Linked DNA regions of Homo sapiens: all the other regions are linked to region 2. A link is a contact called in ENCODE Hi-C data. All regions are on one chromosome and are shown on one strand. The core of a region is the stretch at or near the end of the contact, and the rest is flanking DNA. Distances in the headings are between cores, read along the strand shown. Region 1 holds the start of MIDEAS-AS1 (MIDEAS antisense RNA 1). Region 2 holds the start of IRF2BPL (interferon regulatory factor 2 binding protein like). Region 3 holds the start of MIDEAS (mitotic deacetylase associated SANT domain protein).

What was found. A loop is a pair of places that touch in the nucleus more often than their neighbours do. Pooled maps may share reads with other maps.
Region 1: a loop to region 2 is called in a pooled map, with 5 times the contacts of the local background. The contact joins the promoter of MIDEAS-AS1 here to the promoter of IRF2BPL in region 2. A Hi-C loop is called at or near these places in 2 of 37 single-sample maps with no recorded cell type and 5 of 50 pooled maps.
Region 3: a pooled map shows a loop between it and region 2 (6-fold over the local background). The contact joins the promoter of MIDEAS here to the promoter of IRF2BPL in region 2. A Hi-C loop is called at or near these places in 3 of 37 single-sample maps with no recorded cell type and 11 of 50 pooled maps.

Annotation. Positions count from the first base shown.
Region 1 is chr14:73,784,919-73,789,535 of GRCh38, forward strand. MIDEAS-AS1 (MIDEAS antisense RNA 1) reads left to right here and starts at 2,442. Exons shown (of 3, transcript NR_109995.1): 1 at 2,442-2,591; 2 at 4,109-4,198. It also overlaps a transcript of MIDEAS not described here. RefSeq lists silencers at 1,887-2,476, 2,527-2,576, 2,657-2,716 and an enhancer at 3,067-3,116.
Region 2 is chr14:77,027,458-77,031,963 of GRCh38, forward strand. It overlaps IRF2BPL (interferon regulatory factor 2 binding protein like), which reads right to left and starts at 1,251. Exons shown (of 1, transcript NM_024496.4): 1 at 1-1,251. The coding sequence starts at 335. It overlaps LOC107984638 (a long non-coding RNA gene), which reads left to right and starts at 11. Exons shown (of 4, transcript NR_190002.1): 1 at 11-354; 2 at 1,831-2,023; 3 at 2,204-2,279; 4 at 2,370-4,115. It overlaps LOC105370579 (a long non-coding RNA gene), which reads right to left. Exons shown (of 2, transcript NR_169510.1): 2 at 4,102-4,506. RefSeq lists silencers at 381-880, 1,001-1,210, 1,411-1,540 and an enhancer at 2,304-2,824.
Region 3 is chr14:73,757,486-73,761,947 of GRCh38, forward strand. It overlaps MIDEAS (mitotic deacetylase associated SANT domain protein), which reads right to left and starts at 2,818. Exons shown (of 13, transcript NM_001367710.1): 1 at 2,278-2,818. It overlaps MIR4505 (microRNA 4505), which reads left to right and starts at 1,262; the gene lies at 1,262-1,334. RefSeq lists enhancers at 786-835, 2,896-3,225, 4,141-4,462 and silencers at 1,486-1,595, 1,956-2,105, 2,236-2,475.

The DNA of each region.
Region 1 (4,617 bases), core at 1,192-3,691, 3.2 Mb before region 2:
ACGGTCACTGTGCCCATGACACACACCTGGCACAAGGCTGCAAAACAGCATTTTTCCTCCAGGTGAAGCTCAGATACTTGGCTGGAAAGGCCAGGCATTGGAGAAACTCCAGTGCACTGGAATCATCAGTACCTGCCACTCTGAGCAGAGAGGCTGCCCATGCCCAGCATAAGGTGGTACCACCTAGCCACACAGCAACGTAGCTGGGCTGAGTGCTCCCCATGAGCGTCTTCTGCCTAGGACAGGGAGTTATCAGGTTGAGATTTAGAATGTGAAAACGATGGCCCTGCACAAATCCAATACACGCCTTTTTTACTGTGTTTTAAATCTCTCTATACAATTATACCCCTGTAAGGCCCTCAACAAGACACTGTTTGCCTTCTTTCCATACTTGCAGGCTTGGCTCCCTTCCTGCAAGGCAGCATGGCAAATGGGAGGATCCCTGCTCTGGTCTGTGCCACAGTCCCTGCTAAGAAAGTGGGCCTAGGGTTCCTATGGAGAAGGAGGAGTCACTCCTCTGCCCCTCCCAGACCCAGACCACCAGCACAGACAAAAGTGCTACCACTTGCACGTTTCCTCTTTGCCCAGCACAATAAAGGAATTAGGACCTACCACCTACTAAGTTTCTGCAGCTGACACTTCCAGGCTTAAAGTCTAGCACGCCAGCTCAGTCACACATGGTCTGACGAGTCCTCTTTGCAACTCAGCCCCAACCCAGCCACCCGTGCAATTTTGCTAATTCAAACAGCTTTCCCGTTTAGAGAGGTTGATAGCCATCTCCCATCTCCTTTTCCTACTGACGTCATCCCACATTTTCTCCGGAGACAAATAAGGGTAGAGTTCCTGGGATAGTTTTCAGGCTGCCTAAGATAGGAGTGCAGTGGCCTCCCGAGTCCACCCCACATCTCAGGCTTTGGACAAGTCGTCAAAAGTGAGAGGGAGGTAATGAAATAAATCACCTAGCTAGGGTTAAAGGGCAAAAAGAATTTGGAGACTGCAGCTCAGACCCAGATCTATCCTGGGCATTTGCAGTGCAAAGCTGCGTTTTCTTCGCCACTACCGAGGTCTTGCACAATAGCCTGTGTATAAACATCCACGCCAACAATGCCTGACTGTGCAATCACGCTGTAATTACAGGCCGGCAGGAAGCTGCTGCTAGGAACTGCACCATTCAACCTCTAGGACACCCCATCTCGAGTCTCCACGGCTCGGACGCACTTTCCTGCACACACCAACGTGTCCCCGCCGCCGCCGCTACAGTTGCAGTCTCGCCACTGGCCCGGGCCGCCAGCCCCTAGTTACTCTGCAGGAATGTCCCAAACTTCTCAGCTGTTCTTTAAAAAACCCTGCGCCACGAGGCTACCGAGGGCGACGGGAACCACCGTCAAAGTTCCTGCAGCACATTCCTGCAGCCCTTGCAGTTTTAGGAAACAGAAAAGAACGAGATGCCACAGAGTCCGCTGGAAGCGGGTTTCTGAGTTTTATATAGAAAACACTCACATATGTACGTGGGTGTGCTGACAGTTTTTATGGCTAAATTGCAAAGTGTTAGGCCTTAGCGATCACTGTCAGGTTTGGGACATGGTTGGGAAGGGTAAAGGGGGAGTCAGGAGCGATTCATTTCAAGGGGGCTTGGGGACAATTCCGGTTTGGTTTTCTGAAAATGCGTAGGGTTGTTTTCCCAAACTTCCGAGCTACTCTGCTCTTCGTCCCAGGAAGGCCAAGCAAATAAAAGTCCGGGGAAAGTTCCTTTAACTTCCTTCCTGCGCCCTCGACAAGGGCTGCGAAGAGGAAGAGGTCATTTCCCAGGGAAGCACCGGGCAGGGGCCGAGAGCTGCGCCCAGCCTGCAGGGATGGAGGCGCTGGGCGGAGGGCTGGCTGCAGACGTAGGCCCCGGAAAGCCCCTTCCCCCCACCCTACCTCAGGCCAACGGCGCCTGGAGCTGGCCCCGCTGCAGCCCTTGCTGTTTGAAGTCCCGCGGCAAAGCGGCGACAACACCGGCGCAGCCCGGCGCCCCGACCCCGGCCGCCGAGCTCCCTCCCTGCAGCACCCCGGCACCCCAGCGCCCGGCCCAACCCGGCCCGCCACATCCGCGCCCGCGCGGCCCAGCCCGAGCCCCGGAACGATTCCGAGCCCCACGCCGGCGCCCGGTGGCGGGAGGGGGCGCCGAGCCCGCGGCTTACCTGCGTGCTGGATCCCCGGGCTGCTCGGAGGGGTGCGGGGCGCAGGCGAGTGCGGCCCGCAGACTCTAACTTTGTTGCTCTCGGGACGGCGCAGTCGTCACTTCCTCGCGGAGCGGGCGGTGCGGCCCGGGCTGTGCGGCCCGGGCTGTGACCCAGCGGCTCGCGCGGTGGCGCGCAGGGCCCTGCAGCCAGCCGCCCCGCCCGCGCCCCCGGCTCCGCGCGCCCCTGGCCCCAGGCGCCGTCTCCCCACTCTGCGCGCCCTCGGCTGCGGGGTAGCGGGCAGCCCTGCGCTGCCGGCCGCCTAGCCTGCACCCCCCGCCCTGGGAGGGAAGCCTCGCTCCAGCCGCGTCGTTTCCGCGCCGAAGTGCGATCCGGGGCCCCGCGCTGGAGTCCCCTGCTCTCAGGCTGGTCTGGAAGGTGGTGGTGGGGTTCAGGGTCCCCGGAAAGCTGGGGTTCCAGGGTAAACACCAGTACACAAACAAAGCGGTGGGGGAGGGGAAAGAAAAAGTTTTTCCGTTTGGTGTTGGGGCTAAAAGGGTCATGTCAGAAAGCAGTGTGCTCTATGTGTTCTTAATGCCTAAAGTGGGCCTTAAAACAAGGGTCCCTGTCCCCACGTTCTCTCTAAAAGTCTGCATGATGTCCCTCGTCATTTCTACGGGTTATAAGTGAGCAAGACGTTTACCACGTATCACACTTCTGGGGGCTATTTCAACGCCCAAGCTGGGGCTGCAGAATGGTTTCTGTTCTAATCCTCCCCCGCGATTTCCACCTCTTTACACTCAACTCACAGAAAATAGAGTCTGATGCATTCTGTGTTTCATCACCGGTCAAAAGTGACTTTGAGGGTAGGGTGGAGGCCTGAGAAGGGCAGCTTCAGGCAATAGTAATCCTGAAATTTATCATTGCTCAAAATAAATGTGCTCACCTTATTAAAAAGTACAACGGAAAGCCACCTTTAAGATAAGTAGCAACCAAGTCGTTAAACAGCAGTCTTCAAGGAAGAACTCCTGATCTCATAAGGCTGGAGAAAAAACGGGGTTAGCCTTTGCTGGTGAAAAAAAAAAAAAAAGACATTCGAAACTGCAGTGAAGGGCTTTCATAACAGAAACATTAGCTTCATTGTAGCTTGTCGTGGAAAACAGGGACCTTTTAATAGGTGGTTCAAAAGCATCAGTTAGGGCTCAACAATTTTCCTTTTTTCCCCAAATACTGCTTCTCCTAGCACATTGGCCAGATAAAACCTCCCCCCTTTCAATGCTTCATCTTTTTATGAAAACACAGGAAACCATAAACTTGAGTGAAGGCTTTGTTCAGAAAGGTGGATGTAAGACTGATGGAAAATGACATTTGGGAAATGATCCCCAGGTCTGTGTTAATCTCTCATGGAAAGCCACAGACTCACCCAAAGATAGGCGTATGAAGATCGAAGCTCTCCTAGCAACATGAAATCCTCCACGTTGCAGCTGCTACGCCCTAGTTCTGATTTTTACTAAGACATTAATGGCACATTATAAATACAAAATGTGCAATGCAAGAAAAATAATACTGCTTTGAGAAATAACTGCATCATTAGACTCAATAATTAAAGTTCCCTGAAATTCTTCTTACATCACGCTATTGTGGGGAGATGGTGAAGGGATTGCCCATTTCAATTTTGGAATAAATAGAAGTAATTCCTTAGTGCATTCTGCTTAAGGCAACCAATGAGAGAATATGTTAGCCAGGCTTCTAAAGGCAATCATGTGATACTCCATATTTGCTAAAACAAGAGCTGAATATTTTTTTTGTTCCATATGCAATTCCAAATTTTCAGTCACAATTTCATGAATATTCAGTATTTCTGCATGCCCAGGAGTAATTAGCAGACAGTGTAAATGTGTGAAGGCCTGACACTTACACATACATTGCTTTTTTCTCTATGTAAGGTGGCAGTTGCTGGAGTACCAGGGCACCAAGTGGAGGATGTGGTAGACAGCCTCTAAGATGCGCCCCCTGCCAATGATCTCTGCCTCCAGGTATTCATACCCTTGTATAATCCTCCCTCCTTAAGTGTAAGCTGAATCCATTGACTGAGTTCTGACAAATAGAATATGGCCAGTGATGTGATCTTACTTCTGAGACTAGGTTATAAAAAAAAAAAATGCGGCTTCCATACTGGGTCCTCTCTATGCCTTTCACTCTCTGGGAACACTCACTGTGGGGGAAGCCAACTGCCACGTCCTAAGGCAGCCTGGTAGAAAGGGAGCTAGGCCTGCCAACCACCGTTTGAGGGAGCTTGGAAAGGGATGCCTCTCCTTCCCCCCATGTTAATCAAGACTTCAGATAAGACCTTCAACCCCAGCCAACAGCTGAAGGGCCTCCCTCGGGCCCTTCAGGCAGAGGCACCCAGCTAAGCTGCCTGGATTCCTGACCCACAGAAACTATAAGATAATAA
Region 2 (4,506 bases), core at 1-2,500:
TGCTGCTGCTGCTGTTGCTGTTGCTGTTGCGCGGCGGCGGCGGCGGCCGCCGCTGCTGCCGCCGCCGCCGCCGCTTCCTTAGCCGACAGGGCCACTGTCTTGACCCCGACGGGCGGCGGCGGCCCGGGGGAGCGGCCGTCCTGGAAGCAGCCGTGCGCCCGCTTCAGCTGGCGCGCTGTCTCGATCACGAATTCGATGCGATCAGCGCCCTCGTAGTTGACGCAACCGCGGCATACGGGTTCCGAGAAGTCCCAGATCATGGCCCAGGGCATGCGGGGCAGGTCGCACAGGTAGCAAGATTGTCTCCGGGACGAGGACACCTGCGCCGCCGACATGATGCCTGCCCTGGGGAAGGTAGGCCCCCGCCCGGGCTGTCTCCGCGGCGCCTTCTCCTCCGGGAGGACTGGCCGGCTGGGGAGGGAGTCCGACTGCGGGGGAGGGAGGAGGGGGGGCGAGAAAGTTCTGCCCCAGGGGCTGGAGGGAACGCGAGTCTCCACCGCCGGCGCAGCGCCTCGCCGTGGGGGCTCCACCGCCCGGGCAGCGGACGGGTTCAGCCCTCTCTTCGCCCCCACCTCCTACTGCGGTTGACTCGTCGCGAGGGGAGCTCAGGCGCCTTCTTCCTGGTGCTGCAGACTTGGGCTGGAAGCTCCCGGCCCGAGGGGAGGGGGCGAGGGTGCCCGGTGGTGGCCGCCGTTGCCTCTTGGCCCCCTCCCCGGAGTGGCTGGTGCGTGGAAGCTCGAAAGGGGCTGTCTCTTCCTCTCCCCGGGGACCCCCCTACGAGCTGCGTCCTCTCCCCGACGGGCCCCCTGGGGCGAGGGCCAGAGGGTTCAGTGCCACCCGGTGCCCGGGTCCAATCTTGCTGAAGCCGCTGCTTCCCCGGAGGACCGGGGGAGGGGGTGGCAGCCGAGAAAGGACCTTCTCCCCTCCGCAGCGTCGGCCGTTCTGCTGGCGGCGACTGGGTTTGCACCCCGGAGGGAGCCGCCGCGGCCACTGCTTCCAGGACGCACGAGAGCAGAGGAGAGGAGTGCACGCACGCAGGCTCCCGCCGCCCCCAGGCCTGGCCGGCGCCCGGGCCGCCGCGGCTGGCGGCGCTCACGTTGGCTGCAGGGCGCTCGCGCGGCGCCTCGGCCCGGGTCGCATCCCTTCCCGCTCGTGCTCACGCTCGCCCGGAATGTGGGGTTGTGATTGTTACTCTACGTTCCGGAGGCGCGTCTCGGCGCTCCTGCTCCGGCTGCGGCTCGCGCTGTCCCCGGCTTGGCCGCGCGGGATGCCGCCCGGGCGGAGCGCTGACGTCACCGCCATGCTCTGCACCAGTTCTTCCCCCTCCCCTTTACACTTCCTCTGTGGAGCCCACTTGTTGCTCAGGCAAGGCGCATGCGCGGCAGGACGCCCAGATTCCTCCCAGCCGGCCCCTCCTCCGCGCCTCCGCCCTCCCCTCCCCCCTCGCCGTGTGTGTACAACAGCTGAGGCCCGGCGAGCTAATGCTGGAAGTCCAGAGCTGGGGGTGGAAATTAAACAGACGATGACCTTTCCTTTCCCTGCCGGGCATTCCCAAGTAAAAACGCATTTAAGAACCACTAGCGTCGTTTCCGATCCCTGCTCCCCACCCCACCCCCAAGCCTCGGCAGTGAATTTAAATGTCCTGTTTCAGGATTTTTCGCCGTGAATTTCGTATAAGGTATTAACCATTTCATCTGCGGTTGAACCTTATCCCCCCCGGCATGGATGTTAAATTCATCGCCACCACTGATGCCGAAGCACCTGCAAAATTAGCTGTTTTCCAATCTTCCAGAAATTGTCTTTTCTATTTGTTTTTGTGCCCTGATCTAGGAACCCGGGCTTCAACGATAGAGCTAAATGAATTCAGAGTGCGCTACCCTTCCCCCCAGCCGCACTTTAAAAATTTTGGCTGAACGTCTGAAGAAGATACGAGCACCCCGAGGCCTTTAAGGAAAACAGGCAACTGGCTGCGCACAGCTGCAGTTCAGGGCAGGGAGGGGGAGGGGCCGGAGAGGCCAAACAGGTGAGTGTTTTTTCTAGAGTTTGATTTTTAAAAGGTGGAGGCAGCATTTAATAATACTGATACATTTTTGTAAAGCACAGCCGCAGTTTTCAAAGTTCTTTCTCAGGCGCTGTGATCTCACTCCATGTTGCCCCAGAAGGCGGAACAAGGCCGTGATTTTTTTTTTTTTTTTTTTTTAAGACGGAGTCTTGCTCTGTCGCCCAGGCTGGAGTGCAAAATGGCGCGATCTCGGCTCACTGCAACCTCTGCCTCGCAGGTTCAAGCGATTCTTCCGCCTCAGCCTCCCAAGTAGCTGTGATTACCGGCACCCGCCATCAGGCCCAGCTAATTTTTTGTATTTTTGTAGAGACATGGTTTCACCATGTTAGCCAGCTGGTCTTGAACTCCTGACCTCAGGTGATCCTCCCGCCTCGGCCTTCCAAAGTGCTGGGATTACAAGCATGAACCACCACGCCCGGCCAAGGCCGTGATTTCTTCTGCCTTACAAGATCACTGCTCATCAGTATTGCTTATGGCACGATGGATATGTTGGTCATAGCTCTAGTTGGGGCATTTCTATTGATTATTCTAATTATTGGGTTTGCTTTTTTTTTTTTTTTTATTTCATGAAAACTGAGATAATCCCAGGGAAGGCTGGAGAAGGGAAAGCAATATAATGGGATTTCGGATTCTGAAGTGTGGCCCACCAGATTGAAATTTCCTCTCCATCACTAACTGGCTCTCCACCCTTAAGCTAGTTACCCACAAAATCTCTCTTTTCCATGGAAAAGAGAATGGAATGATAGCTCCCAGGTTGTTAGGGTTGTTTGAGATTTCAACTTCGGTTTTTTGTTTTTTTGAGATAGGATCTTGTTCTGTTGCCCAGGCTGGAGTGCAGTGGCACACTCGCGGCTGGCAGCAGCCTGACCTCCCAGGCTCAAGTAATCCTCCCACCTCAGCCTCCCTAGTAGCTGGGACTACAGGCATGTGCCATTACACCTGGCCAATTTTTTTGTATTTTTGGAAAGGGATGGGGTTTTGCCGTGTTGCCCAGGCTGGTCTCAAACTCCTGGGCCCAAGTGATGCACCCACCTTGGCCTCCCAAAGTGTTGGGATTACAGGCATGAGCCACCTCACCCGGCCTCAATTTGTTTCTTGTCATAAGAAGAGATAACGCTTACTTAGACTTGCCGTGGGACCTTAGTAAACTAGGTGGCTTTACTTGCATCACCCTTAATATTATCTACATTATTAAGGGGATATTATCTATAGTATTTTGTTGTTGTTTTGAGACAGAGTCCACTCTGTCACCCAGGCTGGAGTACAGTGACGCAATCTCAGCTCACTGCAACCTCCACCTCCCAGGTTCAAGCAATTCTCCTGCCTCAGTCTCCCAAGTACCTGGGGATACAGGCGCCCGCCACCACACCCAGCTCATTTTTGTATTTTTAGTAGAGACGGACTTTCACCATGTTGGCCAGGCTGGTCTCGAACTCCTGACCTCAGGTGATCCTCCCGCCTCAGCCTCCCAAAGTGCTGGGATTACAGGCATGACCCACCGTGACCGGCCTATTACAGTATTAAACCCTTAATATTATCTACAGGGTAGATTCTTTTACCTCCATTTTACAAACCAGGAAAGTAAAGAGGCTATATAACTTGCCTACAGCCATTAGTGATGGGGCTGGGATTTGAATCCAGTAAATCTGATTTGAGGTGTCTTTGACAAGCTCAGGCTTGCAGAGGTGGTTTGGGGTGCTCAAAATTCCCATCAGCCCCAGTTGATTTGGTGTTACATACAATCTTACGTAAGTACTATGCCAATACACCTTCATAACCAACCCCCAGCCTCCCCTTCCAAGCGCATTTGTACCACTGAGTTCTATATACAGAAGTTGTAGATCTGTCACTACCAGACTGTAACTTAAATACACCATACAGAATGGAGAGCAGTGTTGGACTCACAGTTAGTGTTAGTTATTATTAGTATTGATACTAGTGTTGGTACTATTGCTGGTTGACATGTGACAGTACTTAGTAAACTGCATAAATTGTGAGGATCACTATTATCACTCTTATTACTAGTAATTGCAATAAAGTTCAGTGGAAGCAACAAGAGATACTTACTTTTATTTTGACACTTGACTTCCAGAGCCTGTTCCCCTATCCAACCCTCCCCAGAGCCCCAATCTCCCACTCATTCTGGGGCCCCTGAGTGCAAAGGAAAGGCGAGTTTTTAAGGACAGAAGAGGAGGAGGAGCCCTAGGGAGCCCCTCTTTCATCTCAAAGCAGCCAGATTTCTGTTTTTGCAAAACAGTGAGCTCACTGTGCACTCTAGAGCAATAATAAACTTTCTCTGGCCTGCTGGCACTTTGCAGTGATTCCTCTGCAAAGAGTTGCTTGGGGAGCATTGCCTCACTCTCCCAGACTTCAGCCCTCCCCACACTACCGCTACCCTGGAGTGAGTCAAAACATAGGGGTGGGAAATGGTTTGACATCCCCGC
Region 3 (4,462 bases), core at 1,568-4,067, 3.3 Mb before region 2:
ACACAAATAACTACATAAGGTGGAAATGAGTGTTCAGAAGATGGCTACAGCCTTCAGAAGTGGCATTTGAAACAGGATTAGAAGGATAAGCTGGAAACCCCCAGCCACTTTGTGGCTGTCCCCACCCCAGCATGAGCAAAGTTTTCTTCTGGGAGACCCAAATGCAAGAGAGGGGCTCTCAACCTGAAGATTCCTGGACTGGGCCCATTCCCCTTCCCCTCTTCTGTCAGAGGTCTTGGCACCCCTGGGCAGCCTTTCTCTGGGGACTCTAGACACAGGAGGCCCTCAGCTGAATCCACAACTGCATGTTGTCTTTTCTTGTGTTCCACTTATTGAAAGCAGCAGCACACAGGGTCAAACACTGGGGCTATTTTAAAATCCCACATGTAAAAATTAAATTCTCATCCCCATGGGCACTCCAGGGCGCTCTTTCCTGGGGCGGGGTGAGGAGCTGACAGAGTCACGGGAGTGGGGGTTCTGCTGGCACTTGGAGAGGCCACACTGGCAGTGGCTAGGCTGTTCCAGAGCAAGCTGGCAAGCTGTATGACCTGGGGGCATCCTCCAGGTTCTTCACCCCCTTGTCCCCCCGGGAGCTACACGGACCAGAGTAACCAGCCAGAGGCCAATCCAATTAGAGTGGAGACTGGACCAGGGCCATGCAACGAGATGGTTTATCACAGTAATTGAATGTTTACGCTCCTATTATTCACTGTCCAGAGCAGTTGGAAAAGGAAGACCTACGAATTCTCAACCCGGGAAGGCTTCTCCTTTTCCCTGGGTTCTGAAGCCACTTAACACCCAAGGAAAGGGTGCATTTCTCTGATCCAAAAGGGGCGTGTGCCACACCTTTGGTGGGAGGCTCTAGAGCAAGACAGGTGGTTTCTCCCCTCAGCTGAGGCCCCCTAGGGAGGACTGGCTTCTCGGTCCACCTTCACTAGGCCTTCAGTCTCAACCCTGAAGCTACAGGAACAAGAAGATCCCAGATCACCTGGCCAGGCTCCCCCTGCTGGAGCAAGCCAGACATCCCCTCCCTCCCCCAGCCGCAGCTGCCAACAGGGATCCCCTGCATACGCGGGCCACCGGGGCCTCCGTGGCCAGCCTCTCTTCCCCCATCCCACCGCCCCCCGCGCGAGGCTCCACAGGCTGGCACACAGGTCCCACGTGGGATGGTGGAAACAGGAAGCAGCCACCGTAGTTGTGACCAACAAAGTTTTAAATGGGGCATATAACTTCCCCTTTCATCTTCTCACCAGCTCTCGCTGGAGGCTGGGCTGGGACGGACACCCGGCCTCCACTTTCTGTGGCAGGTACCTCCTCCATGTCGGCCCGCCTTGGGGCTGAAGCCTGAAGGCCCCAGGGCACACGAAGTTCCCCTTCCTCCCCTAGACCTTTACCCAGAGGCCTTGGGGGCAACCTGACACACATGGTCCTGCATGTGCGACTTGGGAGGCGACGTGACCAGCTCCACCAAGCCGGCCATATGCAGGGCCCGGCCGAATCCCGGGTTTCGGCGCTGCCGCCAGGCACCAGGGAACACAGCTCCCCGCGAGGCACCGCGCGGGCTGGGAGGGCTGCGGCGGCGCGGGCGTGCGGGGGCGCGCGGGAGGATGACAGGTCTGAGGTGCGCCCGCCCGCGCGAAGCGCTCCAGCCTAGGCCTCTGCTGACTGCATTTGCCCCAGTTCCCCAACGCCCCTGCACCTCTGTCCCCCAAACTCCTGGCGTGGACGCCGCGTCCAGGCCCACTTTCCCGTGCACGCTGGCAGGGGAAGGGGCTCCCGCGCCAAGTTCCCTCAGCTGGCTAGCCCCTCGCCGCGCCTTCCGGGCCTGGGCTCCGTCACGTCAGCCGGTCCCCACGGACACCACGTTTCTCTCCAGCGGAGGAGGAGCAGCCGGATTCCCGAGCCGCCGCGGGCCGCCGGGTGGGGAGGGCTTTCCTGGCGGGGCCGCGCCCGGGTGGGCGGGGGCCGCGCGCAAGCTGCGTAGCTGCACAAACACCGCGGGGCTGCGCTGCACACGCAGCTGCGGGCCGAGGGCGCGGACCGCGGGGGAGGGGGCGGCGGGCTGCAGGCGGCCCCCGCACGGCCACACGCGCCCGCTCCACCGCCGCCCAGGCCGCAGAAGTTCGAGCGCAGCGGCCCCCGCGGCCCCCTCTCCGGGCCGCGCCTGCAGAGCTGCAACCCGCCGTGCGAGCAGCCACAGCTCGCGCGCCGCCTGGGGTCCCCTCGCCGGCCCCGCCGCGTGCAGGCCTCGGCCGCCGGCCAGGCAGCCCCACTTACCCAGCTCTTGCCCGGGCTCCGGGCTCCGGGCTCGGCTGTCCCCCTTCCGCCGCGGGTCGCCGCCTTCGGTCGCCTCCGGGACTCCAGCCGCCTGCACGCACTCCCGATTTTAAAAACAAACAGGCGCCGTCGCCTCCCCGCGGCGCTCGCGGGGCTTCCGCCAGCCCGCGCCTCCCGAGGCTGAGAAGTTTGCTGGCAGGGCCCGGGCGGGACGCGCGGGCTGTCACCCCCCGCTTGCGATGCAGGAGCCTCGGCGCGCCCCGCACCCGTGCCGTCCGCCTCGCGAGCGCTCTGCCTCCCTCCGTGTCACCCCCAGTCCTGCGATGCAGTGTCAGGATTGCACGGCTCTGACTCATCGGTTGAGCTCACAGCTTGAAAAAAAAAAAAAGAGAGAGGGCGAGAGGCAACAGCGGAGGAGGAGGACTCTGGCGTGCTACAAAGGATTGCACAACTCGAGGCTGGGAGCGCGGAGCGCCCAGCGGCCGGCCGGCGCGCGCGGCACCGCGGCGAGCAGGAACCAGCTCTACCACTTCATCAGCACAACTGTCTCGGGGCGGCCTCAGCCAGCAGGCCCGGCGCCGCCCACTTCCTGCGACCAAATAAGGCCGGGGAAGGCGTCCTTAAACCTCAGGCGGCGGCCGGGGCTGGGGATTTCCAGCAGACCTCACCTCCACTCACGAGTCGGTCGCCGTCCCCATCCCCCGCCCAGGCTGGCGCCCCCGATGGCTTTGCTGGCGGGCCACGCTGCTAGTTCCTTTCACACCAAGGTCAGGAGGAGACGGTGACGAAATGTTTGGAAACCCATTGAGCCTGCCAGGAAAGTGTGTGTGTGATGCTGGGGAAGGCACAAGTCGCTTTCTTCCACAAAGAAACTCTCTCTGGTTTTGGATACGGTAAATCATGCACAATCCTCTCCATGGCATTTTATTAACAGACTCTCCGAGTTTCACTTTCTGGCTCAAAAGCGTCCTGGTGCGTGTAAAGGTTATTGAGAAACTGGCCTCAGTCCCTAGAAAGGACCCACCATCTCCATCGCTTAGGTGAGGAAAATCTCCTGGATTTAAATCTAGCAACTCAGGCCAGAGTTGAGCGGCTTTTCACTCCATACTCACATTTTCCCCTGTCTTCCCTAAATATCCCCCTGATCAATTCTCAGGTCCAGGCCTTGATGCCTCCTTGCCTGACTGGTGGGAAGATGGAAAACATTTTTGCAGCTCAAGAGGTTGGTTCTGGCCCCCACATTCAATGGGGCTCTAGGGCCAGGGGAAAGTTCAGGGGAGTGTGTCCTATTCTTCCTTCCAAGTTTTTTGGTGGTGGTGCAGTGGTGGTGGTGGCGGCGGCGGTGGTGGCGGTGGCTGTTTTTCAAGGAGATGGGTCACAAGGAGATTTTCCTTTGAAAGAAAAACCACCGAAGAATACCATGTGTCCTGGCAGCCACTTTTCAAAACACTGTGGCCAGACCTGAGAACCAGGTGCATCCCTCACTTTCTCAGGGAGAAGAGGAGGGAGGGGCAGCAGAATATGATTCTCACACACTCACTGGGCCTACAGGGCCAGGGTGGGGTGTGGAGGACACAGGCAAAACTTGGATCTTCTGCCCAGAAATCCTGCCAAACCTGCACTTGCTTCTAAGGGGGCATGGCTTTCCTGTCCTCTTCCACCTCTTTGCTGGCTGGAGCACCTGCGTACATGTACACCTGGAAGTCACACCTCCCCAAGAGGAGAAGGGCTTATTTGCACCATGTTATGATAGATATGTCAAAATAAGGAACACTTAAAACAATCTTATCTACAAAATACAGGTAATTATGCCACAGGACTGGACCAGAGGACCTCTTGAGATCCCTTCCAGTTCAAGATCCATGATTCTGTGATTACAGTAAGTGAATAGAGGAGCTAGGGAAACCACCTTCTACAAAAAAAAGCCCGGGCTCCCCGATTTAGCATCTGTGATGACAGTATTGTTCCTGGCAGCTCTCAGAGCACTTCTCCATACAGTCTCCTGAAGAGCCCTGCATGTGAGTTTTATCTCTCTCAATCTGTGGATGTACTGAGGTTCAGAGAGGTTAAGTGAATTGCACCAGGTCACAGGGCAAGCCAAGCATCTGTGACCTCTCTGCTCCTCCCCCAGAGGAAGGCAGTGAGCAATTGAGGAACTGCAGTGCTCAGGCCTGCAGACCCCCAA